2 separate regions of the Homo sapiens genome follow, and region 2 is linked to region 1. Evidence: read pairs that join two places in POLR2A ChIA-PET (ENCODE). Cell type or tissue: Panc1. All regions are shown on one strand. Links, peaks and the distances in the headings refer to the core of each region. The heading gives the core; the rest is flanking DNA.

Region 1 (10,225 bases), core at 4,111-6,610:
AGCCAATGGAATCACTATTGTAGTTATAATACAAACAAAGAATAAGTGTTCAATAAATAATTGCTATGGGAATCTTTTTAACATAAATTTTTTGAGACAGGGTCTGGCTCTTTCACCGAGGCTGGAGTGCAATGGCACAGTCACAGCTCACTGCAGCCTCTACCTCCCGAGAGCAATCAATCAATTCTCCCACCTCAGCCTCCCAAGTAGCTGGGACTACCGGTGTGCGCCACCACACTGGGCTAAATTTTGTAATTTTTGCGGAAACAGGGTTTTGCCATGTTGCCCAGGCTGGTCTCAAACTCCTGGGCTCAAGCAATCCACCCACCTTGGCTTCTCAAAGTGAAAATTTGAAATATAAGACTACTTTAGCACTGTATTAATTATCTCTGTGGGTACATCAAAAAGCTAGAAAGATATCAAGTTAACAACCTAACATCACAACTAAAAGAGCTAGAGAACCAAGAGCAAACAAACCCTAAAGCTAGCAGAAGACAAGAAATAGTCAAAATGATAGCTGAACTGAAGGAGATAGAGCTATGAAAAACCCTTCAAAAAATCAATGAATCCAGGAGCTGGTTTTTGGAAAAAATAAAATAGATAGACTGCTAGCCAGACTAATGAATAAAAGAAAAAAATCAAATAAACACAATCAGAAATGATAGGGGGATATCACCACTGACCCCACAGAAATATAAAAACCATCAGATAATACTACAAACACCTTTATGCACATAAACTGGAAAACCTAAAAGAAATGGATAAATTCCTGGACACATACAGCCTCCCAAGATTGAACCAGGAAGAAATTGAATCCCTGAATAGGCCAATAACAAGTTCTGAAATTGAGGTAGTAATAAATAGCCTACTAACAGCAACAACAACAAAAAAGCCCAGGACCAGACATATTCACAGCTGAATTTTACCAGAGGTACAAAGAACAGCTGGGATAGTTTCTATTGAAACTATTCCGAAAAAATTGAAAAGGAAAGACTCCTCCTTAATTCATATTAAGAGGTCAGCATCATCCTAATACCAAAACCTAGCAGAGATACAACAAAAAAGAGAAAACTTCAGGCAAATATCTTTGAAGAACATTGATGCAAAAATCCTCTATAAAATACTGGCAAACCAAATCCAGCAACACATCAAAAAGCTTATCCATCACGATCAAGTTGGCTTCATCCCCGAGATGCAAGGTTGGTTAAACATATGCAAATCAATAAATGTGATTAATCATATAAACAGCACTAAAGACAAAAACCACATGATTATCGCAATAGATGTAGAAAAGCCCTTTGATAAAATTCAGTATCCCTTTATGTTAAAAACTCTCAATAAACTACATATTGAAAGAACATACCTCAAAATAATAACATCCGTATATGACAAACCCACAGTCAATATCAGACTGAATGGGCAAAAGCTGGAGGCATTCCCCTTGAAAACCAGCACAAGACAAGGATGCTCTCTCTCTCACCACTCCTATTCAACATAGTATTGGAAGTTCTGGCCAGGACAATCAGGCAAAAGAAAGAAATAAAGGGTATTCTAATAGGAAGAGAGGTAGTCAAATTATCTTTGTTTGCAGATGAAATTCTCCTATATCTAGAAAACGCCATTGTCTAAGCCCAAAAGCTTCTTAAGCTGATAAGCAACTTCAACAAAGTCTCAGGATATAAAATCAATGTGCAAATATTGCTAGCATTCCTATATACCAACAATAGGCAAGCTGAGAGCTGAATAATAAATGAACTTCCATTCACAATTGCTACAAAAAGAATAAAATTCCTAGGAATATAGCTAACAAGGGAAGTGAAGGACCTCTTCAAGGAGAACTACAAACCACTAATAAAGGAAATCAGAGAGGATTTCAGTGAGGACCCAAACAAATGGAAAACATTCCATTCTCATGGATAGAAAGAATCAATATCATGAAAATGGCCATACTGCCCAAAGAAATTTATAGATTCAATGCTATTTCCATTAAACTACCATTGACATTCTTCACAGAATTGAAAAAAACTATTTTAAAACTCATATGGAACCAAAAAAGAGCCCAAATAGCCAAGACAATCCTAAGCAAATAGAACAAAGTTGGAGGCATCACACTACCTGACTTCTAACTATACTACAAGGCTACAGTAAACAAAACAGCATGGTACTGGTACAACAACAGACATATAGACTAACAGAACATAATAGAGAACTCATAAATAAGACCACACACCTAGAACTATCTGATCTTCAATAAATCTGACAAAAACTAGCAATGGGGAAAGGATTCCCTATTTAATAAATAGTGCTGGGAGAAATGGCTAGCAATATGCAGAGAATTGAAACTGGACCCCTTCCTTATACCATATATAAATATTAACTCAAGATGGATTAAAGACTTAAATGTAAAACCCAAAACTACAAAAACCCTATTAGAAAATCCTAGGCAATACCATTCAGGACATAGGCACAGGCAATTGCAACAAAAGCAACAATTGACAAATGAGATCTAATTAAACTAACGAGCTTCTACACAGCAAACAAAACTCATCAGAGTGAACAGACAACCTACAGAACGGGATAAAATTTTTGCAATTTATCCATCTGACAAAGGTCTAATATCCAGTCTCCAAGAAGCTTAAACAAATTTACAAGAAAAAAACAGCCCATTAAAAAGTAGGCAAAGACATGAACACACACTTCTCAAAAGAAGACATACATGAGGCCAAAAAACATGTGAAAAAAACCTCAACATCACTGATAGAGAAATGCAAATCATAACCACAATGATATACCATCTTAAGCTAGTCAGAATGGCTATTATTAAAAAGTCAAAAAACAACAGATGCTGGTGAGGCTGCAGAGAAAAAGAAACACTTTTACACTGTTGGTGGGAGTATAAATCAGCAACCATTGTGGAAGACTGTGGCGATTCCTCAAAGACCTGGAACCAGAAATATCATTTGACTGAGCAATCTCATTACTGGGTATATACCCAAAGGAATATAAATCATTCTGTTATAAGGATACATGCACCCGTATGTTCATTGCAGCACTAATCACAATAGCAAAGATATGGAATCAACTGAAATGCCCATCAATGATAGACTAGATAAAGAAAATGTGGTACATATACACCATGGAATACTATGCAGCCATAAAAAGGAATGAGATCATGTCTTTTGCAGGCACATGGATGGAGCTAGAAGCCATTATTCTCAGCAAACTAATGCAGGAACAGAAAACCAAACACCATGTGTTCTCACTGGGAGCTGAATGATGAGAACACATGGACACATGTCAGGGAACAACACACACAGGGGCCTGCTGGGGGCAGGGAGGGAGAGCATAAGGAAGAATAGCTGGTGGCTGCCAGGCTTAATACCTGGGTGATGAGATGATCTATACAGCAAACCACCATGGCACATGTTTATCTACATAACAAACCTTCACATCCTGCACATGTGCCCCTGAGCTTAAAATAAAAGTTGAAGAAAGAAAATTATCATTGTGGGTAACTATTAGAAGTGAAATTACTGGCACAAAAGATCAAATATTAATTTTTTTTTTTGAGACGAAGTCTCACTCTGTCGCCCAGACTGGAGTGCAATGGCGTGATCTCGGCTCACTGCAACCTCTGCCTCTCGGGTTCAAGCAATTCTCCTGCCTCAGCCTACCGAGTAGCTGGGATTACAGGCGCCCACCACCACGCCCAGCTAGTTTTGGTATTTTTAGTAGAGATGGGGTTTCACCATCCTGGTCAGGCTGGTCTTGAACTCCTGACCTCAGGTGATCCACCCGCCTCAGCTTCCCAAAGCGCTGGGATTACAGGTGTGAGCCACCGTGCCTGGCCGATATTTTTATTTTTAAATAATTTACAAAGTTGATCTTCAGAAAAATTTCACCAACATATTCAATAAGAGCAGGGGAGAGTGCATGTGTCCCCAGTCCTTCAACAAATCTGTTAAAAATTTTCATGTAATCTAATCTATCAGCATTTGTCTCTTTGTTGTACAGTCACACTGCGTATCGATTGGTCAACGACAACGGACAGCATAGAATACGATAGGCTATAGTATGTAGCCTAGGAGTGTAGTAGGCTATACCATATAGATTTGTATAACTACACTCTACGATGTTCGCACCACCACGAAATTGCCTGATGCATTTCTCAGAACATATCCCCGTTATTAAGTGGCACGTGACTATAAAGGCCTTCCACACCAAAAGCTTATGTGGAGATAAACGGAGTCTACCCATAAGAGAACAAACAAGTGCTACTTATTCACAGCTTTTTTATAGCAAGGAAGTCAAGCCACCATCATTTGAGTCTGGCAGAGATTCAAAGACAGGCAGGGGAGTGGGAAAGCTTTATAGTGGAAAACAAAAACACAAAGACTTCAGCTACGCTCTGATTGGATGTTGTTGACGTGAGGAAGCTAGAGGCAGGCCAACTAGAGGCAAGCATCCTATGTGATTGAATATGGGTTCATATTTGGGTTTTTCTTGTTTGTCATCAGGTCAAAAAAATTAAAAAGGCCAGAAAGGCTAGCAAATTGATTAAAGTCCTGAACATTTCTGCAGATGCTATACTTTGGCTTTTTGAGCTGCTTGCAGCAAAGGTTGTGGGTCACAGTTCTATTTTCGTATGTGGTCTGGTCATTGTATATTCAGTTTCTCACTTAAGATAAATTAATCGTTGTTTTATTTTGCTTCAAATATAACTTTATTTTTTATTCATTTGAAAATTTATGTTTGTACATGTCAGGAAAAAGGGACAATTTCATTTATTTTGGAAAATTTTTCTTAAGTTTTTTCTAAAGGGCAATATTCTATTCTTTATACAGTACTTAAGTTCACATTCATACGATTTTATCGGGTGGGTCTACGTTATTTCAGTGGAATTTAAGAGCAACATTATCAAGACTCCTCTTCTGGACCGCCCAACTCATTAAAAAAAAAACTGTGATTTTCATTAAGATTCTTTCTTTGATTAATTTCTTAACAAGAAAAAAAGGACAAAAGGGCCCAGGGAGGTAAGAGGGTACCTGCTGGAGAGGTGGTGGGTGGCTGGAAGCGGCTGGCTAGGAGGCGGGGCGTGGGGCGGTGGAACTCCTGGGCTGCGGCATTCACGTGATCTGCACGGGCGCAGATGTAGGCACCGGTCCGAGTGCCTGCCCTCTGTCCCCGCGGCTGGGTCTCGTCTGCTCCGGTTCCTGGGCTCCTAATTCTTGGTCCAGCTTCTTCCAGGTCAGTGTGCGGGCCTTCCACGCTGCCAGCGGAACACTGGAATGGCGGAAGGGGAACGGGTACGGCAGGGGGAAAGGCTGGGGGTGGGGTCGGGTCGAGTCGAGGGAAGCTGGCCCGAGTGTGGACAGAGATGGCGGTGGGAAAACGGCTAGGGGTGGCTGAGGGGGAGCACGTAGGCAGTGGGCAGAGGGTGAGGAAGGCGAGCACCCCCAAGTATCCATGCTCGCTTTCCAGGCACATCCTCTTCTCTGCCCTCCGTCCATTTTGGAGCCGGAGATGGTGGGCTGGGGCCGCCCCAGTAGTGAGACAGTGGAAGTAAACCCCATCTGCCGTTCCCGTGCGTAGAGAAAAACGTTGACCGCGAGGCTGGGGAGGAGAGTTGCCTCTGAGGAAGAAGGGCACAGAGACCCAAAATTAGTTTGGAAAGCATCCTGATTTGGTGCCCGAGGCCTGGAAAGAAATGGCGGCTGGGGTGCGGCGGAGGTAGGGGAGGAAAACGTTGGATGAGAAGGGCCTGGACTCAGGAAAGGGAACCGCGTCCGTGTGAGCCCGCTGAGCGCGCAGACCCTGCCCCTGTCTCCTGTCTGTCTGCAGGTCTGCGCGTCTGTTGTTCCCAGCGCTCTGCGAAGCCTGAAAAGGAGGAGCAACCTGTCCAGAATCCCCGCAGGTCCGTGAAAGTACGGGGCTGCATGGACAGGGGCCCACAAGGGTTGAGAGTGTGGAGGGCCCGGCCAGGGCCGAATTGGGGCCTTTCCCATTCCCCCACCCACATGAACACACACCTTACCAGGCTGAACCAGTGCAGAGAAAGTGGCAGAGCCTGTCAGGCAATGGCTGGCTCACGTGTGTGGGAGGAGTGGCGGGCTACGTGGTGGGCAGAAGGCCCTCTTGGAGGCCTGGCCAGCTTAGGGGAACCCTCATCAGGGGTGAGATGCAAGTACTATCCAGACCTGCATTCCACCCCATGCACTCAGTCTCCCATGTCTCCTCTTTGTCTCCTCTTTCCTCCACCCCCATCCCCCAGGACAGGAAAAGGAGGGGAAATCTCGACATGGAAAAACTCTACAGTGAAAATGAAGGAATGGCTTCAAACCAAGGAAAGATGGAAAATGAAGAACAGCCACAAGACGAGAGAAAGCCAGAAGTAACTTGTACTCTGGAAGACAAGAAGTTAGAAAACGAGGGAAAGACAGAAAACAAGGGCAAAACAGGAGATGAGGAAATGTTAAAGGATAAAGGAAAGCCAGAGAGTGAGGGAGAGGCAAAAGAAGGAAAGTCAGAGAGGGAGGGAGAGTCAGAGATGGAGGGAGGATCAGAGAGAGAGGGAAAACCAGAGATAGAGGGAAAGCCAGAGAGTGAAGGAGAGCCAGGGAGTGAAACAAGGGCTGCAGGAAAGCGCCCAGCTGAGGATGATGTACCCAGGAAAGCCAAAAGAAAAACTAATAAGGGGCTGGCTCATTACCTCAAGGAGTATAAAGAGGCCATACATGATATGAATTTCAGCAATGAGGACATGATAAGAGAATTTGACAATATGGCTAAGGTGCAGGATGAGAAGAGAAAAAGCAAACAGAAATTGGGGGCGTTTTTGTGGATGCAAAGAAATTTACAGGACCCCTTCTACCCTAGAGGTCCAAGGGAATTCAGGGGTGGCTGCAGGGCCCCACGAAGGGACATTGAAGACATTCCTTATGTGTAGTGTCCCTGGCAGGCATTTACCAGGCCATGTGCTTTAACGTTACGGTAATACTTTACTTTAGGCATCCCTCCTGTTGCTAGCAGCCTTTTGACCTATCTGCAATGCAGTGTTCTCAGTAGGAAATGTTCATCTGTTACATGGAAAAAATGTTGATGGTGCATTGTAAAATTAAAAAACACAACTTGCAGAACCAAATATATGGCATCAGTACATTTTTGTAAAACTACAAAGATACTTACCTAGTAATATAGTATAGAAAACAATTCTGAAAGCTGTGTCCACTAAAAGATTAACAGTGGTTATCTCTGGGTGATTTTTTCTGTTCTTTTTTGTTCATCTGTCCATTTTTCTCCTAAAAACAGATTTCTTTAGTCATAAAAATAATAAAATATAAAGTATTGGAAAACAGTGAATATTTGAATTTCATTCATTTGAATAAGCATTCAAATGAACTGCCCAGTGAACTTATAAAGACAGTGGATATACTTAAAATTCTTGTGAGGACATAAAATGATAGGTAAAAGTTGCATTACCTCTGGGACTGGAAGCTGGAGGAGTCAACTCGATGGTTATTACAGAGCCATTGCTGTAAGGGACAGCCTTGACATCTGTGAAATGGGGATAAAATTAGCCTAGACATGTGGAGAAGATCAAATGAGGTATTGAGTGTGTGAGCTGTGTTAGGCTGGCTCCTACTCTCTCCCCTTGCACTAGCAGAACCAGTGCCCAGTCAGATACTTGGGAAGGGCTGAAGGAGGGTCTCACCTGTGCCCAGAAATAAGTCCAGACAGCTGAGAGATGGGTGCCACTCTTCCTGGGTAATGCCATACTTGAAAGGTAGTGTGCCCCTTCTCATGGATCCTGCACCCTCCTAAGGCCCCAGCTGCTGCTGGTGGGCTGAAGACCATGATGGACTAAGCAACACTGTCCCAACAGAAAAGTGGAGAATTCCCTCTCTACCTACAATAGAATTATCCTAACTCAGGTTGTTAGTACCCAATTGTCACTTGGGCCTTGATGTTTTATGAAGTTTTTACAAAACACTGCTTTCCATGTTTTTTGTTGATTTGTGTATATTTTTGCATATAGCCGTTTCCACCGGATTTAGATAGTGGAGATTGAGCCAGGAGGAAAAGCTGAGTGACGAGATGGTGTGCTATTCTCATTTGTTAATCTCTAGTCTGCTAACACTTTTTTCTTAGGAATTGTCTCCCAGGAAATTTCTGTTAAGCCCTGCTTTACTATTTCAACAGACCCATCTACCTATGTGATTTTTTCCCCCTGGCTCTTGAGTAGCTTTTTATTTCCTTACAGTATTTTTTTTTAATAAACTTTTAGGATGGTTTTAGATCTACACAATTATTGCAAAGATAGTACAGAGTATCCCATATGCACTGTCCCCTATTATTAACATCTTACATTAGTATGGTACATTTGTCACTGTTAACCAATATTGATACATTATTATTAACTAAAGTACGTACTTTATTTGGATTTCCCTTAATGTCCTTTTTCTGTTCCAGGATCCCATTCAGGTTACATTTAGTCGTCATGTCTCCATAGGCTCCACTTAGCTGTGAGAGTTTTTCAGACTTTGCCTGTTTTTGATGACCTTGACACTTCTACGAAGTATTGGTCAGGTATTTTGTATAATGTCCCAAAACTTGGGTTTGCTTGTCTTGTGATTACACAGGCATTATGTGTTTTGGGAAGAAGACCAGAGGTAAAATGCCATTCTCATCATATAAAGGGGACATACCATCAATATATTTACCACTGTTCTTATCCTTGGTAACCTGACTGAAGTAGTGTTTGTCAGGTTTCTCCAAGGTTAAGTTTTATTTTTCCCTTTCCATACTGTATTCTTTGGAATAAAGTCACTATTGGCAGCCCACACTTAAGGAGTAGGGCATTATTACCTCCTTGAAGGCAGAGTATTGACAAAAATTATTTGGAATCCTTCTGCAGAGGATATTTGACTCTTATTCCCCACTTATTTATATATTCAGTTTATTTGTATCAATGTAGACTCATGACTATTTTATACTTTGGATTAACGCAATACTACTTTACATGTTTTTGCTCAAATTGTTCCAGCTTTGGTCATTGGGAGCTTTCAGTTGGCTCCTGTATTCATTTGACACGCTTCCATTGTTATGTTGTAGAGGGTTTTTTTTTTTTTTTAGTATTTACTTACATTCTGGCACTACAAGATGCTATAGCTTTATCTTTCATATTGCCCAAGTCCTAGAATTAGCCATTTCTCCAAGTAGCCCTGGTATCTTATGTTGGAGAATGGTGTTAGAAAAACAAGATCTGGGTGCTAGACATACTGATTGCTGCTGAAATATAATTGCTTCTAGGCCCTCTCAGTTGACATAGCAAAAAGATATATGTGTATATAATACCCATACATATATAAAGTATTTATGGAAATATAAATATTTCTGTATATAACCATCTGTATTTATATAAGGCTAAACATAAATTTATACTAGTGTCTCCAACTACAGTCTATTACTGCATGGATCATTCTAGCCTCCCCTTGCTTATTTGTAACCTTCTACTCCAACTGTGAGAAACCTGTCTCCTACTATCTGCCATCCATTTTACTAATTGTTTATTAATTATATAAATATATAGTGGCTTCAAAATTGTAAACCTGTGCCCCTGTGGAAAACAACTTTATCAACTGGAGTAGAGTGCTATGTACAGTTCCTTTTGCCTTTGGTCTTACAGACTCCACTCATTTCCAAATTTACCTATGTCAGTACCTTATTCCCCCATCCCTTTCAGTGAGATTGTTTCATACATTTGTGATACATTAAAATTCTTTTCTCACATTCTGCATTTGGGGACTGCTATTGTAAATGGTACTTTTACATTTCAAGTTCTAATTGTTCATTACTAGTATATAGGAAAGCAACTGACTTTTGTATATTAATCTTGTATGCTGGGACTTTGCACCAGGCATTTGTCAGTTCTTTGGCAGCCATGTCAACTGCAGATAAAGACAGTTTATTTCTTCCTTTCCCATCTGTATATGTTTTATTTCCCTTAAAAAAATTTATTTTGTAGAATTGGTACATTTCATCTATATTAACAAATTTGTAGGCATAGAGTTGTTCATATTAACTTCTTAATGTCCATGGGATCAATAATGATAACTCCACCTTCATTTCTTTTTTTAAATTTTTTGTAGAGCTATGTTGCCCAGGCTGGTCTCAAACACCTGAGCCAAAGCGATCCTCCAGCCTCAGCCTCCCAAAGTGCTGAGAT
Region 2 (10,225 bases), core at 4,795-7,294, 220 kb after region 1:
TGGGACTACAGGCGACTGCACCATGCTCAGTGCTAATTTAAAAAAAATTTTTTGTAGAGACGTGGTTTTGCCATGTTGCCCAGGCTGTCTCGAATTCCTGGCCCACCTCAGCCTCCCAAAGAGCTGGGATTACAGGCATGAGCCACTGCTCCCAGCCCCAAGGAAAGAGACTTTATTCCAGAGAACAGTTTGGACACCAGAGACACACAGCCTTAGGTGTAAAATGAAGGTGTGCTCCAGAGAGCAAAGCTAGGGTTATACTTTTACAGCAAAAGTTTATGCAAATGAAGTATTCAAACTCACCTAGTTCTGACTGGTTGATAGAACTGAGCCCTGATTGGTCAAGGCAACTGAGCCTGATTGGTTGAGGCAGCTAAGCCATGATTGGTCAAGGCAGATGATCTCAGATTGGTTGGTTCAGGTGAGCTCTGGAAGTCCCAAAGTTGAACAGAGGTGTGGGTTTTGGAGGAACTTGAGACCTCTGACCTATAGTTGGCAGATGGCCACTTGGCTCTATTTAAAATTTAGGCCCAGTTAGCCACTCAGGATCCATTTTGGAGCACTGCCTATTTCAGGTTCACATTTGTCATAGTACCTGCCAAAAACTCCATTGAGAGAAGCAGTGGTTAAGGGGGGATAACCTGAAGGAAGTGTACTCCATTCATTCCCCAGTCATCTCCAAATATTTTTTATTGTGCAATACTATGAGTAAAACATGTTGGAGCCCACATCCCCCCGCCATGACCTTGCTGCTCTAAGTGTGGTCTTAGAACAAGGAGCATCAGGATCACCCGGGAGCTAGTTAGAAATGCAGAATCTCAGCCTGATCTACACCCACTGAATCAGAAACTGCACTTTAACAAGATCCCAGGACGATTTGTATACATATTAAAATTTGAGCAGATTTGCTGTGTGTCATTATATAAAATGTACTGAAATATATATTAAACATATGCTTTAAATATTGACATTATATTCATGTACTGCTGTTCTAATATACACATTACAAAGCATGGAAAACAACATTTAAAAGTATAAGATAAATATGAAGTAATATTTTAAAATATGTTTTATTTGATAATATATACTTACACAATTTATATCTTATTTGAAACATGATATTATTAATATTTTAGTGAGAACAATGTGACTGAATATGCCTCATTAATTTTGAAATCATGGTTTAACATTTTAGAATACTGAGTTCAGTTTAAACTGCCCTTGGCTCGAATGGATGTTATAGCTGAAAATAATAACTTACAAAGATTCATAGATGTAAATGGATGCAGTATGACATTGGCAGTGTTCAATAAATTACGTTAAATTTTCAGCCTCACTTTGCAGTTATGCAAAGATTTTTGTTGAAATTTGACTATCAAATTTTCACTCTCCCTGCCATCATTTAGTGGCCCTTGCAAACTACAATTTTTTTTTTTTTTTTGAGATGGAGTCTCACTCTGTCACCCAGGCTGGAGTGTAGGGGTGCGATCTCGGCTCACTGCAACCTCCGCCTCCCAGGTTCAAACAATTCTCCTGCCTCAGTCTCCTGAGTAGCTAGGATTACAGGCATGCATCACCACACCCGGCTAATTTTTTATTTTTAGTAGAGACGGGGTTTCACCATGTTGGCCAGGCTGGTCTCAAACTCCCAATCTCGTGATTTGCCCGCCTCAGCCTCCCAAAGTGCTGGGATTACAAGCGTGAGCCACCGAGCCCGACCCAAACTAAAATATTTTTACAAATGAGTTCAAGCTATTAGAGTAGGTTGTTTTAGGCAAGTTAAACATGCCCTGTTACTTTAAATATATATATATATAATTTTATACTTTTAAGTGTTCTGTTTTTCATGCCTTATATGTGTATATTAGAACAGCAGTACATGAATATAATGTCAATATTTAAAGCATATGTTTAATATATATATTTTAATACATTTTATATAATTACACACAGCAAATCTGCTCAAATTTATATATATATATAGGGAAAAGAAGTGACACACATAGTTTTCAGCAGCAAAGTCACAAGCTGATGAAGGTATCTCCGCATATCTGTTTTCAAATTCTCTCTGTATGGCATATTTCCTTTGAAAGGCACTTACTTTCTCACTGATTGTTAAAAAGGCATATTTCCTTGACAAATCAGCAGAGTGAGAACACCAGAGTCAATCTTTTTAATATTTATTGATATTAGATATTAATAAAACTTTATTCTTATTTTAAGATTAAAAATTAGTACAAATACTAGTTCAAATGAATCATGTTGCAATCACCACAGAGTGCACACACATCTCACATTAGAGGTCATACTGTGTAGAAGTTTCTCCAAAACATTTTGAGGGTGGAAATCTCTTTCTAAGGTGATAAGTTTTTCAGGCCTCTACCATAACAGGTGGAGGGAATTACCCATTGGTTGAGAAAACATTTAAAATATACAACCAATTCAATAACGCTGTTTTAAAATTTTTTCTTACAGAAAATTTCAAACATACACAAAAGTAAAGAGAGTCCCTAAATGCAAAGAGCCTCATGCAACCATTACTCAGCTTCAGTAATGATCAATATTGAGTAACATTTTAAAATGAGTTTGTATTCTATTGATGTCCACACAGATGAAGACATATCATTCATTCATTTTACTGACAATCCTTGGTGTTCAGATGGATGCGGGGCGGGGGACTCCTTGCAGCAACACCTGCATTTTCTACTCTACCCCCAAGAGGACAGAGGACAAAGCTTGGGGATTGCTCTACTTTAGAGTCTAAAACATCTTCCTGATTTATGCCAGACCAATAGGTAGCAACATAATACTTGAATTGCTTCACAGTGGCCATCTTGGAATTATTTTTACTAAATTGCTCTGTTTTGTGATGTCAGTGACCTGTATTAAGGACCATTTTTTAAAAGCCGTCCTATGCAACAGTGGCTATGTTTACTATGGTCATGTTTTTGTGGGTGTCATTCATTATACTATATTTATCCAGAAGGCTACAGGGGACATATTTCTCTACAGTCTAGTATCAAAACTAGTTGTGCTTTATTTGAGTGTTGAAGTAAGAGCAGACTGTTATTATGATTCCTGATGTGTTTTGGATTTCTTTTGGTGGGGGTGGGGGGCAGAACACATTCATTGCTTTAGTAATTTAATCTTGCTGAGTTGTTGAAACCAAGTGAAGTTTCCAAAACCACCTCTTACTTTGTTGGGTTCTTTTTCTTTCTCTTTCCCCTCTCTTTTCTGTGGAAGTGTGAAAGGTGGTCAGAATTGAAAGAAGAAAGAAAACAGTTCTAGGTCTCTTCTTCCCTCACCCTCATTTCAAACTCTAGAATTCAGAAAACCGTAAAACACTGGACTTAGATGTGGTTTTGTCAGTAAGTTAATAGATGGATTCAAGTATGGTGAATTAACATCTTCTCTCAATCAGATCTGTATACTCCAGCCCTAATAAGAACTCTAAGCTCTTTACTCATTTTAATGTATCTGCGTGAGAGACCTTGTCTGGCAAAAACTTGGAGAAATAGGTATAAATTTGACTTGAAATGGCTCCATGTCAAAAGCTTTTACCTTCACAGGTAAGAAAGGCTTTTGATATCGTTCACTATCTTTTTTCCCCACAGTAAAAGCCTAGGGTAGCTCATTTCCAGGGCTGTTTTCAACATGCTGGGACAACTCCAATTGTTTCAAAGAGTATTAGGAAAATGATACAAATAAGACTTTAATGCAGTTCAATTTTAAATGCATATACCATACACCTTTAGGAAAAAAGAATGAGATAAACTAAAATAAAAGAAGTGATAGTTTTCAATTCTAAAGTATTTGGGGATTATTGCTTTAAAACAGGGTTACCAACAAGCATAGATCCATTGTAAGCTCTGCCTCATTCTCTCCCCTTCTGTCTTCCTGGGCTTACAGTGGAGTATGATGATGTCTCCAGGACTAGGTTTCCTGTTACCGTGGACACTCATGACCCCTCCTCCACAGTGTTCCAGCACCCCATTCTCCTAGTCTGAGTACCCACCTTGTTTACCATTTATAGTAGGGTTGTCCCCACTTCAGATCACTTTACACTTATTGCTCCAATCCCCTCCTAGGAGTGTGGCTCCTAGGCTCCTATCATTTGGTCCCACCACTTTCCCAGGTATACTGTTCCTGCCAAGTGGTGACAGGCCTCCTAAAGACCACGGCCTGATGTTCTCTAGGTTTGTTTGTCATTGGGCCTAGCATCTGCACTCTGTCCACCTTACTGAGTGTGAATAAATTATTGTTTCACCAGAAGATCCTGAGATCCTGGAACTGACAACCTGGGAATCTAACAATGGCAAACAATATGACTTTGATTATGTACCAGCATTGTTGTTTGTACTTTGCAGATATTAACTCATAAAAGCCTCATAACAGTCCAGAGATGAGCACTATTATTATCATCATTCTAATTTTAAAGATGAAGCAACTGAGGCACAGATAGGTTAACTGCGTTACCCAAAGTTACAGGCTGGTAAGTGGTAGAACTATGTTTTAAACTTAGGTAGTCACATTCCAGAGTCTCTTTACTTAACCACTGCTCTATGGTTCTCCCAGCACAGGGATACATCCTATCACAGGGGAGGAAGTCTTTAAAATGAAAGAAAACATTTTATATAACAAACTTTCCTGTTTGTTGTCCTGGGAGAGGGGCATGTCAAGGACAAAATGAGATTAATGAGAACAGAACACTGAGGGCCAGAACAGGCTAATCAGAACTTGGAACACCTAGTCTCTACCATGAGGGGAGTCAATGCCACTGTGCAACTTATGTAACCACTAAATACAGAACAAATTTTATCAAGAAATTAACAGTTAAAAAGTACATAATACATAAACACCAGTGGATAACTTACGAAGATACCAGCATGTTTAAGGACAATATTAAATGGATCGAAGTGGGTGCCTGAGGTGAGAGAGGAAAATAGGGGTAGGGATGATAGAAGAAGAAAGAGAGAGAGAGAGAGAAAGAGAGAGAGAGACAGAGAGAGAGAGAGAAAAAAAGGGAGAGAGACAGAGAGAGAGAGAGAGAGAGAGGCGGGGGTGAAGATAGAGAGAGAGGGACCTTGCCTGAAATGATAATGAAAATATACTAAGAACTCAGAAATACGATCAACTCAATTCTCAGCCACCTGAGGTTCAAATTAAACAAACAAATGATTGACCTGGAATGGCATCCTTTGCTCTTGAGGGCACTGATAATTTTTCTAGTTGGATACATAGAGTTTCTGATACATATTAAGGGTAAGCAGGACTACAGTTTAGGAAGTGGCTACATAGGAATGAACCTTGATGTAGCCTTTGCTTTACTGGGAAATGACTAGGTTATTCTTTGCCTCTGCTTTTCTTTGCAGTTACATGTGAAAATAAACTCATATCACCAGCTATCAGTGTATGATAGGTTACTTTTTTACAACTTTATGGTTATATAATTCATATACAATTGACCCATTTAAAGTGTGCAATCCAATGAGTTTTATTAATAGTATGCTCACAGAGTTGTGCAACTATGACCACAACCAATCTTAGAACATTTTCATCACCCCCAAATGAAGATCCATACCCACTAGCAATGTTTCCCTATTCTTTCACCCTCACACCCCCAACACTAGGCAATCACTAATCCACCTTCTGTCTCTGTGGATTTGTCTGTTCTGGGCAGTTCATATAAATAGCATCATATACTATGTGGTCTTTTGTGACTGGCTTACTTCCTTTAACATAATATTTTTGAGGTTCATTCATGTTGTAGCATGTATCAGTACTTTGTTCCATTTTATTGTCAAATAATATATATTTCAATTGCTGAATAATATATATTCGATTGCATGGGTATGACACATTTTGTTTATCTATTCTTCAGTTAATGAGCATTTGGGGTTTATCTGTTTCTTTGCTGTTATAATAGTGCTGCAACAAACATTCCTGTACAAGTTTTTGTGTGAACATATGTTTTCAATTCTAATGGATTTATGCCTAGGAGTAGAATTGCTGAGACATATGATAATTTTATGTTTAACTTTTTGAGGAACTGTCAGACTGTTTTCCATAGTGGCTGCAACATTCTACATTTCCAATAACAATGTATGAAGGTTGTAATTTCTCCACATCCTTGTCAACACTTGTTATTATCTGGCTTTTTAATTATAGCCATCCTACTGGGTATGAAGTGAAATCTCATTATGGTTTTGTTTTGCATTTCCCTGATGACTAATGATGTTAAACATCTTTTCATGTACTTATGGTCCATTTGTATATCTTTAGAGAAATGTCTATGAGATATTTTGCCAATTTTAAAATTATTTGTCTATTATTGTGTTATGAGTACTTTACATATTTTTATTTACTTATTTATTTTTGAGACTGAGTCTCGCTCTGTCGCCCAGGCTGGAGTGCAGTGGCATGATCTCAGCTCACTGCAGCCTCCGACTCCCTGGTTCAGGTAATTCTCCTGCCTCAGCTTCCTGAGTAGATGGGATTACATGCACATGCCATCAGGCCAGCTAATTTTTGTATTTTTAGTAGAGACGGAGTTTTACCATGTTGGCCAGGATGGCCTCCATCTCCTCATCTCGTGATCCACCCGCCTCAGACTCCCAAAGTGCTGGGATTACAGGCGTGAGCCACCGCGTTTGGCCTACTTTACATATTTTAGCTACCAGTTCCTTGTCAGATACATGATTTTCAAATATTTTCTCCCATTCTTTGTGTTGTCTTAACTTTCTTGATGGTGGCTTTGAAGCAAAAAAGTATTTAACTTAGATGAAGTCAAATTTATCTATTTTTTCTTTTGTCGCTCTTGTTTTTGCTATCATATCTAAGAAATCATTGCCTAATCTAAGGTCACACAGATTTTTACCTATGTTTTCTTCTAAGAGTTTTATAGTTTTAACACTTACCTTTACATCTATAATTCATTTTGAGTTAATTTTTGTTTATACTGTGAGGCAGGAGTCCAATTTCATTGTTTTCCATGTGGATATTCAGGCATCCCAGCACATTTGTTGAAAAGATTATTCTTTCCCCCATTAAATTATCCTGGCAGTCTTTTTGAAAATAGATTCATCATAAATGTAAGGGTTTATTTCTTGGTTCTCAATTCTATCCCATTGACCTATGTGTCTATTATTATGTCATTATTACACTGTCTTGATTACTGTAGTTTTGTAGTAAGTTTTGAAATCAACAAATGTGAGTCCTCCAACTTTATTCTTTTCCGAGTTTGTATTAGCTATTCTGAGCTCTTTGCACTTCCATATCAATTTCAACATCAATTTCAGCATCAGCTTGTCAGTTTTTGCAAACAAAACAAGACAAAACAAAACAGCTTGGATTTTGCCAGGGATTATATTGATTCTATAGATCAATTTGGGGAATATTGCCACCTTAACAATATTGAGCCTTTCAATTCATGAAAACAGAACACCTTTCCGTTTATTTAGGTCTTGTTTAACTTATTTCAATGAAGTTTTGTCATTTTCTGTGTACAACTCTTGCACTTTTTTGTCAATTTTTTTCTAAGTATTTTTGATGCTATTATAAATGAAATTATATTTTTAATTTTCTTTTTGGATTGCTTATTGCTAGTGTATAGAAATATGACTGATTTTTGTGTGTTGATCTTGTGTCCCGCTGAACTCATTTATTAGCTCTAATAGATTTTTGGGGCTTCTTTACAATTTTTTAATATATAAAATCACATCATCTGTGAATAGAGATTATCTTACATCTTCCTTTCCACTTTGGAGGCCTCTTGTATATTGCTTCTGCCTAATTGACCTGGTTAGAACTTCCATTACAATGTTAAATAAAAGTGGAAAGAGTGAACATCTTGTCTTTTTCTTGATCATAGAAGGAAAGCTTGCAGTCTTTCCCCATTAAGTAGAATGTTAACTGCAGATTTTTCATAAGTGCCCTTTATGAGGTTAAGGAAATTCCCTGTATTCCTAGTCTGTTGAGTGTTTTCTTTTATCAAGAAAGGGTGTTCAATTTTGTCATCTATTAAGATGATGATACATTTTTTACCCTTATTCTAATAATATGGTGTATTCTATTGACTGGCTTTCATATGTGAACCAGGTTTGCATTTCTGGGATAAGTCCTAGTTGGTCATGGTGTATGATCCTTTTTATATGTTGCCTGACTCAGTTTTCTACTACTTTATTGAGGATGTTTGCATCTATATTTGTGAAGGTTGTTGGTCTGTATTTTTCTTTTCTCGTTTTCTCTTTTACCTGGCTTTGGTATCAGGAGAGTAATGGTCTCATAGAATGAGTTGGGAAATGTTCCCTCTATTTTTGGAAGAATTTGTGAAGAACTGGTGTAAAAGCCTGGTGGAATTCACCAGTTAAGCTGTCTGGTCCTGGACTTTGTGGGAGGTTTTTCTCATTATTAATTTAATCTCTAAAATTTTCTGTTTCTTCTTCAGTCAGGCTTGGCAGTGTGTGCCTTTCTAGAAATGTGTTTATTTCATTTAAATTATTTAATTTGTTTACTAGGTTTTTTTAAAAATAATTTTCTTTATAATTAAAAAAATTCTTTAAGGTGATACTTTATTTCTGATTTTTGTAAGTCAACTCTTGTCTCTTTTCTTGGTAGGTCTAGCTAAATTTTGTTGATCTTTTCAAAGAACCAACTTTTGATTTTGTTGATTTTCTCTATTGCTTTTCTATTCTCTATTTCATTTGTTTACCTCTAATCTTTTTGTTTGATTGCTTTTGAGAAACAGGGTCTCACTCTGTCACCCAGGCTAGAGTACAATGGTGCAATCAGAGCTCACTGAAACCTTGAACTTCTGGACTCAAGTGATTTTTTCACCTTAGCCTCCCAAGTAGCTGGGATTACAAGTGTGACTCACTGCACCCAGCTCTAATCTTTGTTATTTACTTCTTTCTGCTTGCTTTGGATTTAGTTTACTCTTCTTTTCCTAGTTTTAAGATGAAAAGTTGGTTATTGATTTGAGATCTTTCTTCCTTTTAAATATAGGTACTTACAGATACAGTATAAATTTCCTCTAAGCACTGCTTTTCCTGTATCCGGTAAGTTTAGTCAGGTTGTAATTTCATTTTTATTCATCTCAAGGTATTTTCTAATTTTTCATGTGATTTATCCTTTTATCTATTGGTTATTTAGGTGGGTGTTAATTTCCACATATTTGTGAATTTCCCAAATTTCCTTCAGTTGTTGATTTCTAATTTCGTTGTACCATGATCAGAGAATATTCTTTAGATAATGTAAATCTTTTAAAGTTTATTGAGACTTTTGTTATGGCTTAACATATAATCTATCCTGGAGAATGTTCATTCTGCACTGGAGAAGAATATGTATACTGCTGTTTGGGGGTAGAGTTTTCTGTAGATGCCTGTTAGGTCTGGTTGGTATATAGTGTTATTCAAGTCCTTTCTTAGTTGTTTAGTTGCCTAGTTTTTCTACTCATTATTTCAAGTAAGATATTGAAGTCTTTAACTATTATTATTGTTGAATTGTCCATTTCTCCCTTCCATTCTATCAGCTTTTTGCATTATGTATTTTGAGGCTCTATTGTTAGGTGCATATATGGGATAGATTTTTGAAGGTTGTTCAACTTGTTTACCCAAGGTGATAAAAGAATGTACTCAGACCGCAGAAGAGATTTAACCAGATCTCTTCATGTTAGTCTCAAGGCTAAGATGGAAAAACATTGACTATTTGATAATATAGTTATGTGGGCCTTAGCAAATAAGTTCCTGAGGAAGGAAAAGTTAAAAGATGGGGCAGGGAGGGGGCGGTCCTCGTGGCCCAAAGCCTGCCTTATCTTCCACATGCCAGGACATAGGCTGTCACTAGATTCCATGCTGGTGGGAAGAGCAGCTCATGGTTGCATTTTACTCTTTGATGTTCCAAACACTCCTAAAACGAGATATTTTAAGAGAGAAATGAACAAATGAGAGTTTGCTTTGAAGTGCTCAGAAACCAAAGAATCATTCTAGACTCTTCCTTCATGAGTCATACCTAGTTCTGTCAGTCCTACCTTTTTCCTCTTATTATAACTGAAACCTGAATGATTGAAACAGCCTCATCTCTGCTCCTCCTACCCCTCTTCTAGCCCCAAGTCTGATCTATCTCCTCACTGCCGTCAGACTACTCTTTAAAAAGGCAATTCTGATCTCCAATCACTTTTCTGTTTAAAACTTTTTACTGAAAGCAAGCACAGTCAGTGATTTCTGTG

The links. ChIA-PET counts read pairs that join two places held together with the same protein. Peaks named below come from ENCODE experiments on the same cell type or tissue, not always from the same donor. Only the 100,000 strongest peaks of a DNase experiment are listed, where the experiment ranks them.
Region 2: POLR2A ChIA-PET joins it to region 1 with 14 read pairs; 2 of 35 experiments call an interaction of 5 or more read pairs at or near these places.

The regions. Positions count from the first base shown.
Region 1 is chrX:103,580,378-103,590,602 of GRCh38, forward strand. TCEAL4 (transcription elongation factor A like 4) reads left to right here and starts at 5,138. Exons shown (of 3, transcript NM_001006935.3): 1 at 5,138-5,247; 2 at 5,842-5,914; 3 at 6,272-7,352. The coding sequence starts at 6,299. The coding sequence ends at 6,946. RefSeq lists an enhancer at 5,058-5,771. In Panc1, for the core only: no CTCF peak of the experiment used is centred there; a DNase peak (open chromatin) is centred at 5,085; H3K4me3 peaks cover 2,340 bases; H3K27ac peaks cover 2,262 bases.
Region 2 is chrX:103,797,220-103,807,444 of GRCh38, forward strand. It overlaps a transcript of RAB9B not described here. Among named protein-coding and RNA genes, the nearest start is that of PLP1, 25 kb to the left of the region's middle. RefSeq lists an enhancer at 9,558-10,225. In Panc1, for the core only: no CTCF peak of the experiment used is centred there; no DNase peak of the experiment used is centred there.